2 separate regions of the Homo sapiens genome follow, and region 2 is linked to region 1. Evidence: read pairs that join two places in POLR2A ChIA-PET (ENCODE). Cell type or tissue: CD4-positive, alpha-beta T cell. All regions are shown on one strand. Links, peaks and the distances in the headings refer to the core of each region. The heading gives the core; the rest is flanking DNA.

What was found. Peaks named below come from ENCODE experiments on the same cell type or tissue, not always from the same donor. Only the 100,000 strongest peaks of a DNase experiment are listed, where the experiment ranks them.
Region 2: POLR2A ChIA-PET joins it to region 1 with 5 read pairs; 4 of 35 experiments call an interaction of 5 or more read pairs at or near these places.

The regions. Positions count from the first base shown.
Region 1 is chr11:128,542,625-128,548,001 of GRCh38, forward strand. The region is part of intron 3 of ETS1 (ETS proto-oncogene 1, transcription factor); the gene reads right to left. Among named protein-coding and RNA genes, the nearest start is that of ETS1-AS1, 19 kb to the left of the region's middle. In CD4-positive, alpha-beta T cell, for the core only: no CTCF peak of the experiment used is centred there; a DNase peak (open chromatin) is centred at 2,277; H3K4me3 peaks cover 456 bases.
Region 2 is chr11:128,714,004-128,719,380 of GRCh38, forward strand. All of the region lies in intron 1 of FLI1 (Fli-1 proto-oncogene, ETS transcription factor), which reads left to right. Among named protein-coding and RNA genes, the nearest start is that of SENCR, 21 kb to the left of the region's middle. RefSeq lists enhancers at 1,604-2,129, 2,069-2,228, 3,169-3,268, 3,937-4,456, 4,975-5,184. In CD4-positive, alpha-beta T cell, for the core only: no CTCF peak of the experiment used is centred there; DNase peaks (open chromatin) are centred at 2,488, 3,138, 3,568, 4,958 and 1 weaker place; H3K4me3 peaks cover 2,225 bases; H3K27ac peaks cover 3,722 bases.

The DNA.
Region 1 (5,377 bases), core at 312-5,311:
GTGATTGGTAGCTGATAGTGACCTTCATCAAAACAAGAGAGAAGATAAAGACAGCAACAACCCCTCCACTAGCTACAGAGTTACAGGTTACAGAGTCAAGAGAAAGCAGTGAGCTCAGTTTTAAGTCTGAGGTATCTGTGTGTGACTCAGGTGAACACTTGTCACAAAAAATACCCATGGAACACACCCTCCATGTATTAACCCTTAAGTGATGACACCAAAATGCCTTTCCTCCCTATTATTCTTTGATTTATAAATTTTCTTTAGGCCCAGCGTGGTGGCTCACACCTGTAATCCCAGCACTTTGGGAGGCCGAGATGGGTGGATTACCTGAGGTCAGGAGTTCAGGACCAGCCTGGCTAACATGGTGAAAACCCGTCTCTACTAAAAAAATACAAAAATTAGCCGGGCATGGTGGCAAGCGACTGTAATCCCAGCTACTCGGGTAATCCCAGCTACTCGGGAGGCTGAGACAGGAGAATTGCTTGAACCCTGGAGGCGGAAGTTGCAGTGAGCCCAGATCGTGCCATTGCACTCCAGTCCTGGCAACAAGAGCGAAACTCTGTCTCAAAAAAAAAAAAAAAAATTATTTAAAGAGGTATTTTTTTATAATAATTTATTTTTCAAAATAAACTGAATGTGATATATATGCACATAGAAAAGTACTAGTTCATAGCCAGGAAGAGCGAAAAGATTATGCATTTCAAAGCTACCAGAACAGCATAGATTCTCTCCCCCATCTTTGCAGCAGAACTTTCCCTTCTGTTAAACACAGGGAAAAATGATCACTCTCTACCTGCCCATTCTGACATAGACATTGGGAAGTTTGGAAAATGAGAAAAGTAAGTGACCAGTAACTATGGGGGAGGTGCAGAAGTACATTTCAGACCTTCCCTCCTTAGCCCCAAAAATCTACTGGTTGAGTTTTCATATCAGCATGCCCAGCTCATGCCTCCTTTTTGTCTCTCTCACTGCAGCAGAATTAAAAGATTACTCTCACACTCAACGTCTCTCCTTTCACATCTGGCCTGCTCTTTCCCACTCAATAATTTCCTAAAGCATTCCCTTAAGTTCCTTAAGTTCCCTTAAAAGGTTGTGAAAATTTTATCTTACGTGATCGAACCAGAAGGATAATAATAAAAAAATTACTCATACTCCTTCTGAAATATCCTGAAAGATATTTGAGAGGAGAGGTAATTTATAAACTCTAATAATGGATTTCAGAGTCATATTTTCCCCTCACTAATCTAAATCCCTGTTTTTCCATTTAATCTCATTGTGTTCTTAGTCTTCAGTGGATCTAAAAAACAGCTGTTGACTCCCTGATGACATTTTAGGAAGAGTTAAGTCTACACTTGTATTTAATCTTAATTAATTTTATACTTAATTCCAACTCACTGCTCACCTGAAGCTCAATGTCTATGAAAGATAAATGAAAACTCTGAAGAGGAAAAGTCAAGCAAGAGATGTGTGGATACATGTTCTAGCAATTAATGGTATGGTACTATTAAAGCTGAGTATGTCCAAATTATGGAAACTGCCCTAAATGTCATAAGAAAGTCAGTTCCTTGTATACTTTATAATTTAAATTATATTAAAAGCTCTTTGAGATAAAAATAGGCATAGAGCAAACTGTTTCTTCAACTGCTTTAAAAACCTGTGAGATCAGAAAGGAATTTTGAAAGGGCAGATGAAAAAGTGATTAATTGTTTACTAATATATATATATATATATATATATATATGGAATTTCCCTCTTCTGTAGCCCAGTTAGTAGGGCTGAGAGATGCAGGCAGCCCTAGGGAAATGTAGGGAAATGTGGATAAATGTACTGAAGCTACAAGCCTAATCCCTGAGCCCCTCACCCCTGCCTTCTCCCAGTTCTGCTCAAAGACATTGCAATTCCATTCTTTTCCAAGGCTCTCCCTCTCCCCGTCTCCAGAGCAGCAGCTCTGCATCACATTGAGTTTAAAATAAAGAAATGCTTTTCCTAAAGAATTCGCACACAAATAATCTCATTACCCCAGTGCTTAGGTTTATACAGCAGACGTCTTCTGCCAGGAAAAGGAAAAAAAAAATGCACTCTACACTCACTCACACGGAACAGCTGCGAGGAGAGAAATGGTATTTAATTCATTGTGAAATATTCAACAATGGCTACACTGCACTTTTAAAAGCCTTTTGATAGTAAAACCCACAGGGAACAGCCCATCCTGTGTGCTGAAAAGCAGCTTCCCCACAATTAGTCTCTCTATTCAGAGGTCTGGGAAGTCTGTGTAAACTTCAGCACGTGCTGTGTACACTGTGGGTAGCTTCAAGGGTATAACCTTTCAGAAACTTCTTAGGGTTTAGTCTTGCTCAGTGACTCTGTCTGCTCACGGAGCTGGCTGGTTGGGGGTGGGGGGGGCAGTGTAAGGGGACAAAGGGAGTATGATGCTTAGGTGAAGAGGTAAGCAAACCCTCTAGACCCTAACTGAATGCCCAACAAAGGAAAAACCATTCTCTGGAGGAGCTTTGCAAATTATCAGGCTTCCTTGTGCCCTTAAATGACCAATATGGGACTCCAAGAAACCACAGAGAAGATATAAAAGAAATCAGGTAACAGTGTCTTGTTTTCCCTTTTACATCCCTGTGGAATTTTCATGGGTCTCTGCTTTGTGGGAAAGCTGGGAAAGTTTATCGATTCTTATCCCGGAGGTGGGCAATTGTCACAGCAATGAAGATGTGAACAAATGTTTGGGCAGGCAAAATGTGTATGGTGGTTAAGAACATGCACTTTGGAGGAATATTTACATTTAATTACCAACCTGCCTCCCAGAATTAGTTAGGCTTCTTTGGGGAGGTAAGTTGACCTCTCTGAGTCTTATTTATCTCATCTGTAAAATGGGAATAGTATCACCCTCACAGGAATATTGTAAAAGCAAAAGACCACATATGTGCAATCCTCGGCATACAGAAGGCATTTAATGAATGGTAACCACTGTACCTCTCAAGCAGCTCTAGAAGAACAGGCCTTCTTTTGGACTTTCTGGAATAAGATTACTAGAATTAGAAAAGAATGGGCTATGAACTATTTTTCATCTCTATTTTAATTTACAATTGATCAGTTAAGAAGCAACATAGAAATATGCACAGATATCTAACAGGAAGTTCCGAGGGATCTAAACCATGTTAAAAACACAACAAAAGATTACAATTCAAGAAAATGTGGCATCATGGTGGTTGGTTTTATTGTTCAGAAACTTTAAATTCAGAGTTTTTAAAGCCCAAAGTATTGATGAGATGTCCAAATATTTCAGGTATGGTTGAAGTGAGCACAACAACTTTCTGTTATTTCTAATCTGTATTCAACTCTCCAGGAACAGCCCACAGGCATTTCTGTCTCAAGGAGCTAGCCACTTTCATTATAAAACCCAAAATTCAACCAGTGAACATTCACCAGGACGCAAGCTCTAAGCCCTGCTCAGCTAAGAATATCCACCTGATATATTGACCAAAGATGAAAATGCTAAGACATTGCTGGGAAGTTCAAAGTAGTTGACTTGGGTTGGGTAATCTGTCTAGACTGGAGAAGTCTGAAAATGGCCTCCTCTTGTCTAAGTGAGTTTGTAGCAGTAGATGTTAACAGTCAATGGTTCCAACAGAAGCTAATGATCAGAAATGAGGGCTAAGACTCCAAAAGAATGACCTTGGTTCAGAGGCAGTGCACTGAAAGAGTCTGTAGCATCCAGGAGTTTTTCTGCCATAGTCATTCCTGTATACAGTCTCTTGGCCATGAGGGATTGGTTCCAGGAAAACCCCTTGCCTAAGATACCAAAATTCATATACGCTCAAGTCCCTGATATAAAATGGTGTAGTATTTGCAAATAACCTATGCACGTCCTCCCATACACTTTAAGTCATCTCAAATTTACTTATAATACTTAATACAATGTGAATGATATGTAAATAGTTGTTATACTGTATTGTTTAGGGAATAATGACAAGAAAAAGTCAGTACATGTTCAGTACGGATGCAAATATTCTTTAAAAAAAATTTTTTTTTTGCTCTGAAGTTGGTTGAATCCATGAATGCAGAACCCATGGATACGAAGAGCCAAGTGTACATTGTTTGCAGGGGGGAAGGTGTTAGCTCTGAATTTCTGCACCCCTATCCCCTTTAGGGGCACTATTTCTACATCTTTTCTTCCCTATATGACATAAGGATGCTGGGGAAAATCTACTGTGCACTAGAAAGGCCATGAGACGCAGATCATAGTGTGACTTTTCTGTGGTGCTTTGACACAGACTGAAGCTCCCCATCCCTACCTCCAGCTCACTTTAGGGAGGTCCCAGGTCCACAGTTTTCCTGGGGTGTTTGCAGAGATCATCCTGAGGAGCATGAAATAAAGAAATATGTTAAAGAAAAAGGAGAGATCTGGCTAGACTTTGGGCAAGGCTGCAATGCTTCTGTCTCAGAGACAATGGAATGGAAACAACTTCCAGATTTAAATACACTCCCTTGGGACTGACCAGAGCAGGGAGAAGGGATTTATAGGAAGGAAGTTTATACCAGAGAATTCATCCCAGTTCAACAAAATGTGCACTGCGTACTCTAGAAGTACAATGTGCTAAGTGCCGCAGGAAGGTACAAATGTACCTTTCCCTTGGAACAGTAGTTTTTAACCTCTTTGGGAGTCTCAGACAACTTTGAGAATCAGAGGAAAGCTACAGATCCTTAGAAAAATTTCTGCACAAAATTTCAGCAGGATCACACTTTCCTGAAACTCTCCTGGGCAAGAACCCCTGCTCCATGAGAAACAGCAGGTCTAAGACATGGCAGAAAGTTGTCAAGATTGATGTTTTAAAAATGTATGAGGTATGTAAGATAGCCAGTAAAAATGGCAAAGGCAACTGGAACTCTGTAGCTACTTAAATCACTGGTATTTCTGCCTCTCAGGCACTACTTCAGCAAGTCTCAGGAGGTATGGAAAAGACTGATGACACAACTTTGAAAATTGGTGGCTTTGTTTTTTTGGTTTTTTTTTTTAATCCCACCTAACAGAGATCCCAAAGTCCTGTTTTCTTAAATAGCAAGAAAGTTTGAAAGAGGCAAACAATTCTTCAAAGGTCATGAGGAATCTAACTAGGATGTCCAGGAATGGAGTGGGAGAAGCGTATCCCTATTTTTAAAAAATAGGGATGATGGGGAGGGTGTGGCCAACTGACTAGATCAAGATGTGGGGCAGGGTCTGGACTGAAAGCTGAGGGGCCACTCACACTGGCAGCTTTGGGGACAGCCAAGGTTGCCCCATGCTTCAGTGGGAAGGTGATTTTTCTCAGAGTGCAACTACATTTCATGTTTGACTGATGACCTCTGTCCCATGAGCTATTTATGC
Region 2 (5,377 bases), core at 67-5,066, 170 kb after region 1:
GGACAATTACCTTAGAAGGCATTATCAGACTAATGTTTTACTGAGTGCATAGAGTACATATCTATAGGTTAATATGCCTTTACTATGCAATGCATCCAGAAATTTCAAAGTCAAGAAGATTCTAGGAGGCTGAATTCCACCTTTAGAAATCTCAGCTATGAAAGCTCTGGGTTTCAACTTGATATAACTCTTCACTGGCCAGAAAAAAAAAAAAAAAAAAAAACGGCAACTCTTTGGCAAATAGAGCTCTGGAAGATGCGCTGGCTGGCGCCGACATAAACTGCTATCCTGATCTCCATCAAAGATGTGGGCCTTCTCATGCTGCAGTTTCCTCAACTGCAGAACAGGGAGATTCTTCCAATGATAATTTTACCTCGAAGTGATGTTGTAATAAAGATGGTGGTAAAAGCATTTTGCAAGACCAAAAAAAGAAACACCTACTAAACAGGCATGCTGTCTATATCTGGTGTTTGTTAGAATTTCTGAGGAAACCCTCTGGTCTAAGATTCTAGAGAGTCTACAGAGGTTGATAACTGGGATTGGCTTTTAAGATCTTTTCTGGAATGGCTGTTCCCTTTACCTCATTATTACTTTAAACAACTTTGGCAGGAGATATCAGTAATGCCAATAACAATAATGATGATGATGATGATGGTTACTGAGTAGTTACTGATGAGCCCAGCACTGTGCTAAACACTTGAAGGACCTTTTTTTTTTTTTTTTTTTGACAGAGTCTTGCTCTGTCACCAGGCTGGAGTGCAGTGGTGTAATCTCAGCTCACAGCAACCTCCGCCTCCCAGGTTCAAGCAATTCTCCTGCCTCAGCCTTCCGTGTAGCTTGGACTACAGGCACGCACCACCACGCCCAGCTAATTTTTGTATTTTTAGTAGAGACGGGGTTTCACCATGTTGGCCGGAATGGTCTCAATCTCTTGACCTCGTCATCCGCCAGCCTCAGCCTCCCAAAGTGCTGGGATGACAGGGGTGAGCTACCGCACCCGGCCCTTGAAGGCATTTTAGCACTTGACTTCCACCACAGCCCCAAGGAATCCATCTATCATGACTCGCACGCACCCAGTGAGAAGAACCAAGACATACGAAACTCAAGTGACTTGCCAAAAGTTGTGCAGCTAGCAGGTTCTGTCTGATACCAAAGACTTTACTCACTGCATATGTGAAATATTTTGAGATTTTCAGAATAAGAGCTCAGGGTTGCTAAGTGATTAAACATATACAATTAATTATTCCTGCCCTGGAAGACAAGAGTGTTACCATTAGCAGAAGTTTATTTTTGCAATTCCTCTGGCCTTCTGGTGTTCCCACATGCCTCCACCCCTTTTCCTAACGTATTGCTTGCCTGTTGTTTAAAGAAAACAAAAATTTATTCTCAAACTTGTCCAAATAGAAATGAATTGCATTAAAAATAGTGAAAGCCATGGTGAAGGACTGAAAAAGTTGAGGAGTCAATGACATTTGCAGAGCCCCTGCTGTGCAACTTCCATGGGACTACCAGGACCGAGGCTATATTTTATTAATAAGATCTCAATTTGTAAGGGTCATTTTATTATCTCCGTATCCCCCATCCCACCTCATTTAGTTGGATGATCTAGAGAGAAAACAGCATTTCTACCTTCTTGCAATGGAAACAATAGGCTTTGCTTGTGCCACTTTTATTTTCCCACTGGGGAATCTGAGAGATGACCTGATTGAATTCCACCCGTAAAGGTCATGCTTTGAATTCAAGGCAGAGGAAAAAAAATGAAGAAAACATTTTGCAATGATACCCCACGAGTCCTGAGCATGCTGGGGCCTCTCCTGGTTGCATTGTGGTCTGCTGATAAGGATAACATTAATGACAAGTGGAACATTTCCAGGACAAAGGAAATTCCCTGTTGTATTGTTTAAAGGAAGCCACCATCCACTAAGGAGAGCAAGGTTTGTGATGTAGGCACAGATTTCCCTGCAGGAGAGGCAGGGAGAGCTGCCAAGCTGCCTGTGAGTATGCCTGTCCTTAATTTCATCTGGGGAAGCATTTGCATGGTTAGAAGTCAATAAGGGGTCATGGCAGTTTATGGCATTGGTAGGGTTAGGAGCCAGACTGTTAGAAATGGAGGCACATTGGCTGGGGGAGTAAAAAGCCTGATTCATACAATGCAGCCCATTTAGGAATCATAGCAAAAGCACCAGGAGATTTAGAGAAGTTGATCTGGTTTTGAGTTTAAATTCTGGACCTCCTTCTCTCCCCACCCCCTCCAAGCCAAAATGTCAGAAAAGGGCCTGGTTTCCCTTTATGGAGTGCAAAATAAACAGATCCTCAGCAGCAGGAGAGGGGCCCAGTTCCCCAGCCCATAATGCCAGAGCTGGGGGTGGGGGTGCTGTGGGGAAAAGCAGTTATTCTTCTGTCTGGTTAGTATTTGGCATTGACTTTCATTTTCTCCAACCTCTGTTTTCTAGAAGCCTGCCTGTACGGGAAGTACAGGAATAAAGAGAAGCTGATCGTGGGGGTTTTCTTGCCAGACTTCAAAGGAGGTGGATTTTTGATTTTTGATAGTTTGGAGAGCTAGTTCCAAAAGTAAAAGCTGCTTTGGGGACTTGAACCTAGACACTGGGATCTTAGCCGTGTGCCCATCAGAGCCGCTGCTCTGCTCCTGATGGAATGGAGTGCTCTGGGCTTCCCACTCTCCTCTCCCAGTCCAGGAGGGCTGGAGCTCTGGGCATCTCAGGGTCAGCTGCGGTGAGCCTGGCCACAGGGCTCTGCATTCCTTCTGGGCTTTGCTTGGTTTGAGTGGGTGTGACCGCCAGTTTACTCTGGAGAAAACTGAGACAAAGAGTCTAAATTGGGCAGGATCTTGAATCTAATGACTTGTTTACAGACCCTGTACTTTTTCCAGTGCAGGGAGGAGGAAGAAGGCAGGGCATGCTCGTCACTGTGGGCATGGGCACATTGCTGTTTTCATCCTAAGGAGGTAGGACAGCTTCAGAAAGCAGCAGGGCATCTGCCTGGCAGCCAGCAGGCAAAGTGGCATGCTGTGTAATTTTCCAAGGTAGGGAGGAAGCAGTGGCGGCTTCTGCTTGGTCCTACCGGCTTGGCTTCCGGGGCACACGCTGCTCTGGGGAGAATGCCTGACCCTGCCACATGAAAGGCCTTGCTTCCTCCCACTTCAGCTTCAAGCGATGGGGAGATTACCCTCCTCACCCCTGCTCCAAGTGCATCACAACCCAGAGCACCCAGCCAAGAATGCACACCTGTGATGGGGCTAAGGAGGCCTCACTGGACCTGTGTAAGGAGAGAGGAGATTCCCAGGAGGACCTCACTAATAGAAAAGCACACGCATGATGGTTTTGCTATCGTGTGACATTTATTTCATACTTGCTACCTGTAAGAAATTCCTTGAAAACGAAATAGTATATGGCAAGATTTAAGGACTTGCTCTTCCAGATTCTGGAGGTCCTTCTGGAGCCCAGGGATGCTGTTTCTAAGGCATGTAGGTGCTGAGGGTCTACCCCAAAGGGCAGTTTGGGACTGCAGGGCAGGCAGGAAGTGCCTTTGTTTGTGTGCATGCCAGGCGGTTTATAAACATCCCCTTTACTTCCCTTGCCAACCCAGGAGTATATATTGCAATTACCACATTCTGATGAGGAAACTGAGGCTCAGAGAAGTTAAATCATTCACTCCAGGCCATACATCTGCTAAATGTGTCATGCTACATCCACTTTGCACCTAGTTTGAACAGGTTTACAAAGCAAGTCAGTAACCCCTGCATGCCTGGGTGCCTGAAGTTGAAAAGGGGTGGCTCTAAGATGTGGTCTACTACCTCTCCTGGACTGTTGCAGTTGGGTGTGGCTGATTTGAAATTGTGCTTCAAAAGAATGAGTTCTAGTCCCTGAATAGAGGAGCTCACACCACAGTGCACTGTAGATCTTTGTGATCCAGAAGTCCTCCAGATGTTCCCAAAAGGATCTCTAAGGTGTTGCTGGGGATGTTGTGTGTATAGGGAGTGTTCCCTTGGGGGCCTCTGAGCCCTCCTGGCAGAGAAGCCTCATAGATAATGGCATCCCCAGAAAACTCTACACTTGGAATGGGACCCAAATTAAATACAGCACCAGCAAGACTAACTGAGCCACTACCTGGAATATGTCAAGATACAGCAACTAACACTTACTTTATGTTTGTCATTTGCAAACCCTATCATGTCCGTTAATCCATTCAAATGCTGAGAGGTAGGCAGGGCAGCTATTATGATTCAAAAAAGAGGCCACATCTTTGTGGATTTGGGTTCTAATCCCAGCTCCTGCCGTCACTAGATGTGTGTGGTCTGAGCAAATCCTTCCACTTCTCCTAACCTTAGTTTCCTCATCTGCAACATGAGAAACTTGCTTTCCAAAGTGCCTCAAGCTATGGGAGTGGGGATACGGGAATGAGTCTCCCCAACATTCAGAGGCTCCCCCAGAGCTGGCAGCCCAAGGCACACCACTAAGTGCCACTGCCTTCTCCTCCCCTCTGCTGGCCGGATACTGACCAATGGAGAAACCAGGACTGGGGCGGGAAGGAGTAGGTGGTAAGATTCTTTTTCACTTGTTTCCTGCACCTGGAGACAACAGCAAGACCATTATTTGGATGAGTTATTGTTTAGAGTTTTGTTTGTTTTGGTTTGGGTTTTTTTAGCTTTATGAAAAGAAATGCCTATTTTTCAAATTTCAATTGTTCCTTTCTACTGCCTGTCCAAGCTCACTACTTTTCAAGAGGCCAATCCCTGGGTAAATCTTAGTGAATAGCAGTCGACTGTGTTATTTATCTGTGCCCCATGCTGGAGGTGCAGACTCGGTGAGACCAGCAGAGCAGCTGAGGTTAGACTCAGTGGAAAATCCAGAAGTGCAGATGTGGATCCAAATTGGGCTGAAAAAATCTCATGAGATCAGGCTTTCTTGGACTTCCTGCTTTTAGCCTAAGCACTATGTTCAACATAAACGAACTTTCGGTATTTTGAAACTTCCGTTTCTGATCTCAGAACCTGGAAGTAAAGAGCTGTTGTGAACATTTCCACAAATTTTGTCATGGTTATTCTGGAGGCAGAGTTGAACCCTGTAATTACGGAGCTTTGGGACTCACTACACCCACAGTGGCCTGCCTGGATTGCAGTATGGGAGAGGGGAAGGCATTTTGGTGGAGAGTCCAGGCTTTGGAGACAGGCAGGACCCTGTTCAAATTCTAGCTCTGCCATTTCCGGCCATGTGACTGGACCTGTCAGAGTCTCAGTTTCCTCATCAGTTAGATTAAAAAAAAAAAAAACAGTTCGTAATGTTGTGAGGACAAAATGGTCTGCGTGTGTGTGTACTCTTTCTCCCCTTTTCCCGTGTGTGTGTGTGTGTGTGTGTGT